2 separate regions of the Homo sapiens genome follow, and region 1 is linked to region 2. A link is an interaction called in ENCODE POLR2A ChIA-PET data of the cell type or tissue named here. Cell type or tissue: GM12878. All regions are shown on one strand.

Region 1 (5,000 bases), 260 kb before region 2:
TTATATTTCCCTTTTCTTATGAAGCTTAGTTTGATGAGATATGAAATTCTTGGTTGGAATTTCTTTTCTTTCAGACTACTGAACACAGGCCCCCAATCTCTCTTGGTTTATAAGGTTTCTTCTAAGAAATCTATTGTTAGCCTGATGGGGTTCCTTTAGTATGTAATTTGCCCTTTTTCTCTAACTATCTTTGAGATTTTTTTCTTTAGCATTGACCCAGCCTGGTGACTGTATTCCTTAGTGATGTTCATTTTGTATAGTATCTCACAGGTGTTCGCTGGATTTTTTTGTATCTGGATGTCTATCTCTCTGGCAAGATTAGGGAAATTTTCTTGAATTATTCCACCAAATATATTTTCCAGGTTGTTTATTTTTTCTCCTTCTCTCCCAGGAATGCCAATAATTCATAAGTTTGGTTGCTTTACATAATCGCATATTTTTTGAAGACTTTGTTCCTTTTTTAAAATTCTTTTTTCTTAATTTTTGTCTGACTGTGTTAGTTCAAAAGACCAGTCTTTAAGCTCTGAAATTCTTTCTTCTGCTTGGTCCAGTTTACCAAATATAGTTTTCTTATGCTGCATTTGCCATTCTAGGGAATTGTGTTCAGTGGCAATAGTCAAGAAAACCTCACTGGCTACCTTACGTAGATTTTGTCTTAATTTTGGTCTCTACCTTTCCCCCCTAATTCAGAAAATGAGTCTTGGGGAGCTGGCACATGAGGGATCAGGATCCACAAGAAATTGTCTAGACCAGGAATGTCCCACATGACCTGCAATTGCCAGTTAATGTAATGACTCAGAGTGGTGGTCCCTCAGGTAAACAAAGACACTCTGCAAATAGATTTATAGAATACAAAGGGCCTTTACAAGCTGGAAAAGGCAAGGAACAGATCCTCCACCGGAGCCTCCAGAAGGAATGCAGCTCTGCCTATACCTCGACTTTCACCCTATAAGACCCATTTCAGACTTTGACCTCCAGAACTGAAAGATGATAGATCTGTGTTGTTTTAAGCCTTTAAATTTGTGGTAATTTGTTATAGCAGCAGTAGGAAACTAATACACAGAACTTGTGATATAAAGTATCCCAGACCCCCTCATATTGCAGATAAGGAAACAGAGGCCCAGGGAATTTGCCAACTTTCATGAAGTCACATGGCTAGTTAATAATAGCTGCTGACAACATTGAGAAATTCCTCTATGCTAAACACAAGTCTTAGTCCTTAGCATGTATTTACTCATGAAGTCATCAGCATAACCCTAAGGCAGCGGCCCTCATTCTTATCCTCACATTTTATAGATTAAGAGACTGAGGCATAAGGATGTTAATGTCATGAAGATACTAAATAGGGTGCTACGAGTTTGCACCCAGGCATTTCTGCTCTGGAATGCACTCTCTTTACCACCAGACATAGTGACAGAAGGGGAGCCTGAGCTCTTGGGTGCCAGTCCAGTATCCTACCAACTTCTAAAGAGTTACTTGATCTCATTTCCTCTTGACAACTCTGAAATCTGTAGGTCATTCCCATTCTAAGTGAAGAAAACAAGACACCGAGACCAAGAGATGTGCCTAAAGCACTCACCTGGTCAGTTGCAATTACAAGCCTTTTGACTCCCATCTCTTGGTAGTTTCCCCCAGTCCCTCTGCTTCTGGCACCATGAGAGACACAAAAGATAAATGACAGAGTTTCTGCCATCAGCAAGTTTATGGGTTATCTTGGGCTAAATTTGGTAACTTGGGTGTCACTTTTTTCAGTTCCATCCTCAGGGCAAGACTACTCCTGAGGCCTTGATCAATAACTGTTTGTTCTCTGGAGCAATCTGACATTGCACAGAGGAAAAGCTTGGAACAAAGTAAGCAATCAATGTACTGAGCTTCCCCTGCCAGGGGCAGCTTTAGAATGTCTATGTAAGAGAGTCTTCAGCCACATATTTGGAAGAGGCTGTAGCACCTAAGTGTGGTATTATAGCCAACATAATGTATTTAGTTAGAGTGTATTTTTACTTGGGGAATTTTGAGGAGGAGCTGATGGAGATTTAGGGGGCTGACTAAAACTGCCCCAAACCACCCCTTGATGTACCACTTCCCCATGTAAACCCCTGTATGTTGCAGCTCAGAAAGAGGAATATACAGTTCTCGCCACCAAGAAGCTTACTCAGTATTTGAATGTGGGCAATTTTTTTTTCTTTTCTCTTTTTTCTTCATACAGTCTTTCTCTGTTGCCCAGGCTGGAGAGCAAAAGTGCAATCATAGCTCACTGCAACCTTGAACTCTTCCCTCAGGCAATCCTCCTGCCTCAGCCTCTGGAGTAGCTGGGACTATAGGCACACACCACCAAGACCAACTAATTTTAAAATTTTTTGTAGAGATAGGGTCCTGCTGTGTTGCCCTGGCCTCAAGTGATCCTCCCACCTCAGCCTCCCAAAGCGCTGAGATTACAGGTGTGAGCTACTTCATCCAGCCTGGATGCGTGCTTTAAAAGAAATCAGAGAACAAACAAAACGCCTAACAAATTTGGGCAGTGCAGACATGGGCCACCTGCAGGTGAGAGCAATAGGTGCGTGGAGGACAGCCCCATGTCTATGGCTTCAGGAAAGCCTCATGTAAAATGAGGCTTTGAAGTATGAACTAGTAGGTGAGGGGCAAGTGTGATCGTAGGTGGAGAAAAAGAATGGGTGAGAAAATTCAAATAGACATATTTGAAGACAGTGCACTGGGCAGATTAACTGGTGAAAAAGAAAGTATGAAATCACTTATGTTGGTTATCACCGAATCATTCTTTCAGTCAACAAATATTTATTGCTCACCTACCAAGTGCCAGGCACTATATTAGATACCGGAGACCCAGCAGTAAATAAATCATACGCCCTAAAAGGTAAGGGGTGTTGCTCTGATTCAGCTCTAGCAGCAAAGCTCTGCTCTTCATTTCTGCCTACAGAGAGGGATTCCCATTTCAGCCCATTCCTGCGTGCAGTCAGACACACCTGCCCTCCCCCTGCCATTGCACGGCTCCTCTGACGCGAGGGCAGACACAGGAGCCCGGTGATCGTCTCTGCTTGAATAAATTACCGCCCCATCATCTTCATGCATAAAACATGGCACAGGAGGCTAGGGCAGCCCAGCACAGCAGCTGCCTTCGGGCCAGTCGGAAGTTAAGGGAAGGAAAGGCAAGGCAAGTTACAAGATAAAAGAAGTCAACGGAAGCCTCAAATACTCTTTTTTTTTTTTTTAAGAAAAGAACAAAAAGGGGGGGGTTAAGTTTTCTTTTTCATTTTTATACGTCTGGACTTAACTTCCAGGATAGCTGCAAGACCCTTTTGTTCCTTTGCCATGAGCAGGTTTTAGGCCGCTCTGTTGGGACCATGGTGTTACCTTCGCGATTACACTGGATCAGAAACAGGCCATGGAGGGACAGGATCCGGAGGCGCCAGCTCAACCGTGAGTGTCCCGTCTGGTGTTACCTACTCTCTGCCTTTGTTTTCCACACTTTCCCGCAACACACTCATTTCTTGCCCTCTGCAAATCTTCTCCAATCTTTCCCCCTTCCTCCTCTCTTCCACTTTCCTGTGCTCCGTTTTCCAATGGACTTTGGTATTTTTTTACCGACTCTCTCTCTTCCTATTTCCTTCCCAGCCCTATCCTAATTAGAGGTAACTAGATACATTTTGTTTCAAGTGGTGAGCAAGACAGGGCCACAGGGCCTCTTTTCTTTATTTCTCCAACCAGATGGAAAATACAAATAAATATTTACATCGGTCAAGGAGTCATGTGAATTGGAATTTTTGTTTATTACAGTGGGGAAAAAAATGGAACATCTGAATCAAACAGGTTATCAGCAGTGTCGCTAGATGAGGTGAAATTCAAGGATCAGTGAGTCATATTTCCTTTAAAGGGCCCAATTGTATGCTTCTTAAATTATCAAACTCACAACTGAGTAGACAGGAACTCTAACCAAAAGGGAGTTTTTAGTGCTGGAGTAATCTGAGAATGAAAAAGCATTTCCTATGTATGCCAAGACCATTTCTCATGAACAAGTAACAAATTTGTGTGTGTCTGTTTTTAGAGATGTTTATTTATCTCAGATGTCAGCAAATTCAAATGGGTGGAGGGCTGGGCTGCTAAGAAGAATGAGTGAAAGGGGTCTGTTTTCACAGGGGTAAGGAATAGTTCACTTTCTTCCTGTCTCTGTTGTGAGAAAAATGATAGTGAAAGCATGATGATAAATGACAACTGACATTTGGCCTCAATATGAGGTAGCAATAGGCAGTGGTAGAGGGTGCAGCAAATGGGGAAATATGTGTCCCATCATAGTGGGGCACCCACCATTCAATGCCATCAGATTGTTTCCATGAGGAATGGGGTAGAGGTTGGTGGATTTTCCAATTTTTCAAAAAAAGCAGGCAGATGCGGTAGCTCATGCCTGTAATCCCAGCACTTTGGGAGGCCAAGGCGGGAGGATCATGACGTCAAGAGATCGAGACCACCCTGGCCAACATGGTGAAACCCTGTCTCTACTAAAAATACAAAAATTAGCCGGGCGTGGTGGTGGACGCCTGTAATCCCAGCTACTCAGGAGGCTGAGGCATGAGAATCACTTGAACCCAGGAGGTGGAGGTTGCGGTGAGCTGAGATCGTGCCATTGCACTCTAGCCTGGGCAACAACAGCGAAACTCTGTCTCGAAAAAAAAAAAAAAAAGCAAGAAACACTAATTTCTATGTGAAAGCTCTCAAGTTTAAATGTTGGCAGTTTATTCTTTGAATTTTAAATATGTAATACCAATGTTCTGAGGCAACGTGTGACAACTGTGGACCACCAGTAGCCAAGCCCTGGTTTATGTGCTAGGTGTTGTTCTCATTAGAAGTCCATCACACAGGCCGGGCGCGGTGGCTCACGCCTGTAATTCCAACACTTTGGGAGGCCGAGTTGGGCAGATCACCTGAGGTGAGGAGTTGAAGAGCAGCCTGGCCAACATGGTAAAACCCCATCTCTACTAAAAATACAA
Region 2 (5,000 bases):
TCTTCTGATGTATACTACCATTCTATTAAAAACTAGTACTTATTATAGGCATAATTCTTCTCATTCATCTTTACTCTTCATCCATATTTTTATTGGTTTCCTTATGCCATACTCTCCTGGAATATTCAAATTCCTTTCATACCTCGAACTCATTATCTAAACATTTTTCTTCTAAAAAGCCTATTTCCAAGTCTTGTAAACCCCTACAAGGCAATCCAATTATCAGAGCTGTCATATTAATAACTATCCTTTCCCCCTACCCTTTTTTTTTCCTTCAGAGACCGGGTCTTGCCCTGTATCCCAGGCTGGAGTGCAGTGGTGCTATCATACATAGCTTATTGCGGCCACAAACTCCTAGGCTCAAGTGATCCTCCTGACTCAGCCTCCTGAGTAGCTGGGAATACAGGCACAAGCCACCATGCTCAGCTAATTTTTTCATACAGAGAGAGCCTCACTGTGTTGTCCAGGCTAGTCTCAAACTTCTAGACTCAAGCCATCCTCCTGCTTCAACCTCCTAAGCTACTGGGATTACAGGTGTGAGCCACTGCACTGGGCCTCCTTTTCCTAACATTTCATCCACACATGGATCTTGTCAAACAAATGGTCACATACAAAAACATTTATAGTGCTGTTATACTATCCCCAGATTACAGTAATTGGCAGAATTCATAATAGTATTAACAAATTTTTCCTTATATCATAATTTAAAATTAAGACAAAAGTTATCTATTTTTTCATACCTTTAATCATAAGATCAAATGACTCCTGGGTGACTCCTCCAAGATTTTTATTTTCACTAGATTCTGGGACAATAACCCCAGGGCTGGAAGTTGTAGATGTTAAGTGGTCATTCCGATGTTTCCTTTTGGACAAGCCTGCGGACAGCTATAATGAAAACACTTATCAACTGTATTTACTTTGATTTAATTAACAAGAAATTAGGTGGTTTTTCATTTATGTATTAAAAAAAGAGTACGCATATCTAACTTTTTCACATCTCTGGATCTTTAAAAAAGTTATACAATTAAAAATTCTACCAAAACATATAGTAACATTTTAGGAATTTTATTTGCAACAATTATTTTGGATTAGACTGGGGTCAAGAGCTTAGCTGAAATTATTTATTTATTTTTTAAAAAATTTTTTATTTTTATTTTTATTTTAGAGTCTCGCTCTGTCACCCAAGCTGGAGTGCAGTGGTGTGACCTCGGCTCACTGCAACCTCCACCTCCCAGGTTTAAGTGATTCTCCTGCCTCAAGCCTCCCAAGCAGCTGAGATTATAGGTGTGTGCCACCACGCCCGGCTAATTTTTTTGTACTTTTAGTAGAGATGGGGTTTCACCACGTTGGCCAGGCTTGTCTCAAGCTCCTGACCTCAGGCGATCCACCCACCTCGGCCTCCCTAAGTGCTGGGATAACAGGCGTGAGCCACTGCACCCGACGAACTTCTTAAATTGAACAATTAAAACCAAAATCACTTCTTTGGGAAATATATAATTGTGATTCCCAAATTATTTCCAAATTTCAACAATTTACGTGTTTCTGACCAAGAAAATAGTAGAAATGTTTTCGATGTAGACACTGTATCACCAGTACCCCATTTTAGCCATATAGTGCATACCTCATTTTCTCTTCCAACAAGAGATCCAGATGCAGAAGGCTGAATCATCTTCAGAGTTCTTCTTGGGACAGAACTATTCTAAAAAGTCAGCATAATTCATTATCTTGTTACTGAGTTGCAATATGGTTATTTAGTTACTGAGTTTCTGTATGGAGTGTTACTCTTAGTCCTTCTATAATTTAGGGGTGGAAAAGGAACACTAACAACACAAACATTTGGTCTGCTATATAATTGCGTAAGGTCGCCTATGAACAAGACACTGGTTTAATCAACTGACAAACTTGTTATTTCCAAAAATTATAATAAAGTTTGAAGAATTCTTAAGAATGAATCATATTACCCAAACTAGACACAAACACACGTAACTTCTCTCATTTCAATGCATGCTCTTGCTATGGTCATTTTGTTAATCATATCTAGTTAAAACAAACGTAACAAAATTCCTCAGCTCCAATGAACAGTTTCAAACCACATATGACAAAATTCTAATACAAGAAGGCTATCTGTATTCTCTCTGAAAAAATCTTCCACACAGAAACTAAAAACTTACAGGTACTCTTTTATAAAACCAAACATCGTAACATTTATGGTATGAACTCACCAAACAGGTAAACTGGAAGAAATGGTTAATCATTTACACTGCAAAATATTTCTTTCCCTAATCAAAAAGATTCATTTCAGGCCTCCTTAAATCATGAATATCCCTCAAATACTTACATGTACTCACCAAAAGAATGTAACTTTCCAGAACATACTTTACACAAAACAAAGTACATGTGTAATAGACATCCCCCCTCAACCATTACCTGATAGTAGAAGCAGTTCTGCTTCAAGCCCATTCATTAGAAGGTGGCTAAAATGTCAGTGCCTGAGGCATACTAAAATACTCTAAAATGCCCAAGCTATTGTTTTGGTGAAAATATTGCCTTCCTTGTAATATGTAAACAACTTCCTGTATATTTCATGATCTGAAAGTTCTCTCCTATTTTTGCAAAATATCATTAGTTATACTGCCACCATGGGATAGCAAACAATGGTGAATACTCAAACAAGGTTAGCAAGAACATGATACCATACCAGCGTGAGAAAGTTACTGATTCCACACTGTACTTCACATGATAAGAGTTCACCTTTCCCACGGTAAAGTTTCTACTGCTGATTATTATCTCACCATTTAACTGAAGGACAAATGCCAGCTACTGTGAGGACAAATATTACATCAACATTTCAGATATAATTTAGATTATAGATTAGTCAACAGTCTCCAGACAAATAAAAGAAAATGTAACGTTGGAACCTTACTAACAAGAGGTGTTATTTAAATGCTTTCTGTTAATAATGGTCAAAGAAGCCAGCTAAGTAACTGTCACCAAAAAAAAAGACCATTTCCAAGATTTAACTTTTATTTATATAAGCTATATAGACTTTTGCCTAAAACAATGTAACATTACTATTATTATTTTCTGTATATAGAGTATGCATTGGAATAATAGACTCTTAAAGCCAGAAAGTTTCTTGTATATTAATGGGTCTTAACCTTTTTGGAAAACTATTTAATACTCTGTGAATCCTCTCCCCAAAAAAATTCACATAAAAGCACATTCACACAGAATTTTGCATGCAACTCACAAGGATCTAGTTCTAGTCCAGTTCTCCCAATTTACAGATGAGTAAACTAAGGCTGAAATGCTAACTAACCCACCCAAGGTCTCAGTTTTGGAGGTAGAACCAAAACCAAACAGAACCTAGTATCCTTTATATTCAAGATAGTTTCACTGTAGCTAGTAAACACAAGACTTTCTTTAAAATGTAATCTGCTGGAAATATATAAATTATTTGGCTGTGATTTGCTTCAAATTAATCCACTGAAGGAAAAGTGGAGTAAATAAGGACATAGATGAAACCAGATTGGCCATATAGCGGTAATTGCTGAAGCTGGGGAAGTAAATTATTAAAATACTTTTAAATATTTCAAAAATTTCATAACAAAAATTTTAAATAATCACACACAAAGCACAGTGGGAAGATGCCATCATCCTAAATGGAAGCTAATGGAATCAAATTCACAAATTGTCAATGCGAATATAATGTCAATTGACATTCTTATTCAAGAAAAATATTGTAAGAATCCTAAGAAAAGCAAGGCAAACAAAAAACCCATCAAAAGGTACTTGCTTATACTTATCAATGGCTTTTAGGTACTCAATTTAATTTACTTAATATAAAAAAAATTTTTTTAGGTACAGGGTCTTACTCTGTCACCCAGGCTGGAGTGCAGTGAAGCAATCATAATTCACCAAAGCCCAAACTCCTAGGCTCAAGCAATTCCTCCCACACCTCAGCCTCCCAGTAGCTGGGATTACCAGTGGGTGCCACCACACCCAGCTAATTATGGTTTTTTAGAAACAGGGTCTCCCTTTGTTGCCCAGGCTGTTCTCAAAGTCCAGAGCTCAATCAATCCTCCTACTTCAGCCTCCCAAGTAGCTGGGATCACAGGCATGAGCCACCATGGGCACCTGGCTCTTTATTTATTTAAAACCGCAAATTGATAGTTTACCTGAAGATGTGATCCAATTCCCAAGGTATTCATATAATTTAAGTTGTGTGGAAGGACCTAGCTAAATTGTAAATTAACTTAGAACCATAAATATGAATCTAGTCAGAAGTATAAACTCAAAACTAAACAAACTCTGTCCTGCTGTCATAAGAGTAAATACTTGGAATAAGATTTCCAGTGAAAGTATCATATAGGGATTGAAAAAGTATCACAAATCAAATAGGTTAGATGGTAATGAATATGGTATACTCTAGAAAAATGTGTAATATAATGCAAAACATGTCTGTGGTCAAAGACTCTTAATTCTGAAGATATACACAATGGATTTTAATAACATTTCATGAAATATAAGAGTAGAAACAAAGCAGTAATAATCTCATACATAGAAAATCCTAAAGATACTTCTGGAATCTTCACAGAGAAAATACAAAAAGAAAAGAAAATCCTGAAGAATCTACTAAAAAACAATTAGAACTATTAAGTTCAGCAAGGTTTCAGGACACAAAATCAAGACACAAAAGTCAATTATTTTCCTATACAGTAGCAATGACCAAATGAGAATGAAATTAAGGAAACAATTCCATTCACAGTAACCTCAAAAAGAATACTTAGGAAAAAATTTAACATAAATAGTGTAAAATTCATGCTCTGAAAACTACAAAATACTGTTGAAAGACCAAAATAAGAGAGACAACCCATATTCTTGGGTCAGACTTAATATTCAACCGTAATTAGTTTTTTAAAAATGTTCTCTATTGTTACTCATCCTCTGACTAACTCAAGGCTTACAGAAATTATAGCCAGGCTAAATTTGGATAAATT

The links. Peaks named below come from ENCODE experiments on the same cell type or tissue, not always from the same donor. Only the 100,000 strongest peaks of a DNase experiment are listed, where the experiment ranks them.
Region 1: POLR2A ChIA-PET joins it to region 2 with 8 read pairs; 1 of 35 experiments calls an interaction of 5 or more read pairs at or near these places.

What each region holds. Positions count from the first base shown.
Region 1 is chr6:25,040,286-25,045,285 of GRCh38, reverse strand. It overlaps a transcript of RIPOR2 not described here. Among named protein-coding and RNA genes, the nearest start is that of RIPOR2, 110 kb to the right of the region's middle. In GM12878, a CTCF peak has its summit at 2,567; DNase peaks (open chromatin) are centred at 1,986, 3,095 and 3,973; H3K4me3 peaks cover 2,816 bases; H3K27ac peaks cover 3,244 bases.
Region 2 is chr6:24,777,362-24,782,361 of GRCh38, reverse strand. GMNN (geminin DNA replication inhibitor) reads right to left here. Exons shown (of 7, transcript NM_015895.5): 3 at 1,622-1,699; 4 at 741-885. Among named protein-coding and RNA genes, the nearest start is that of GMNN, 4.9 kb to the right of the region's middle. In GM12878, no CTCF peak of the experiment used is centred here; a DNase peak (open chromatin) is centred at 2,711; H3K4me3 peaks cover 2,440 bases; H3K27ac peaks cover 3,702 bases.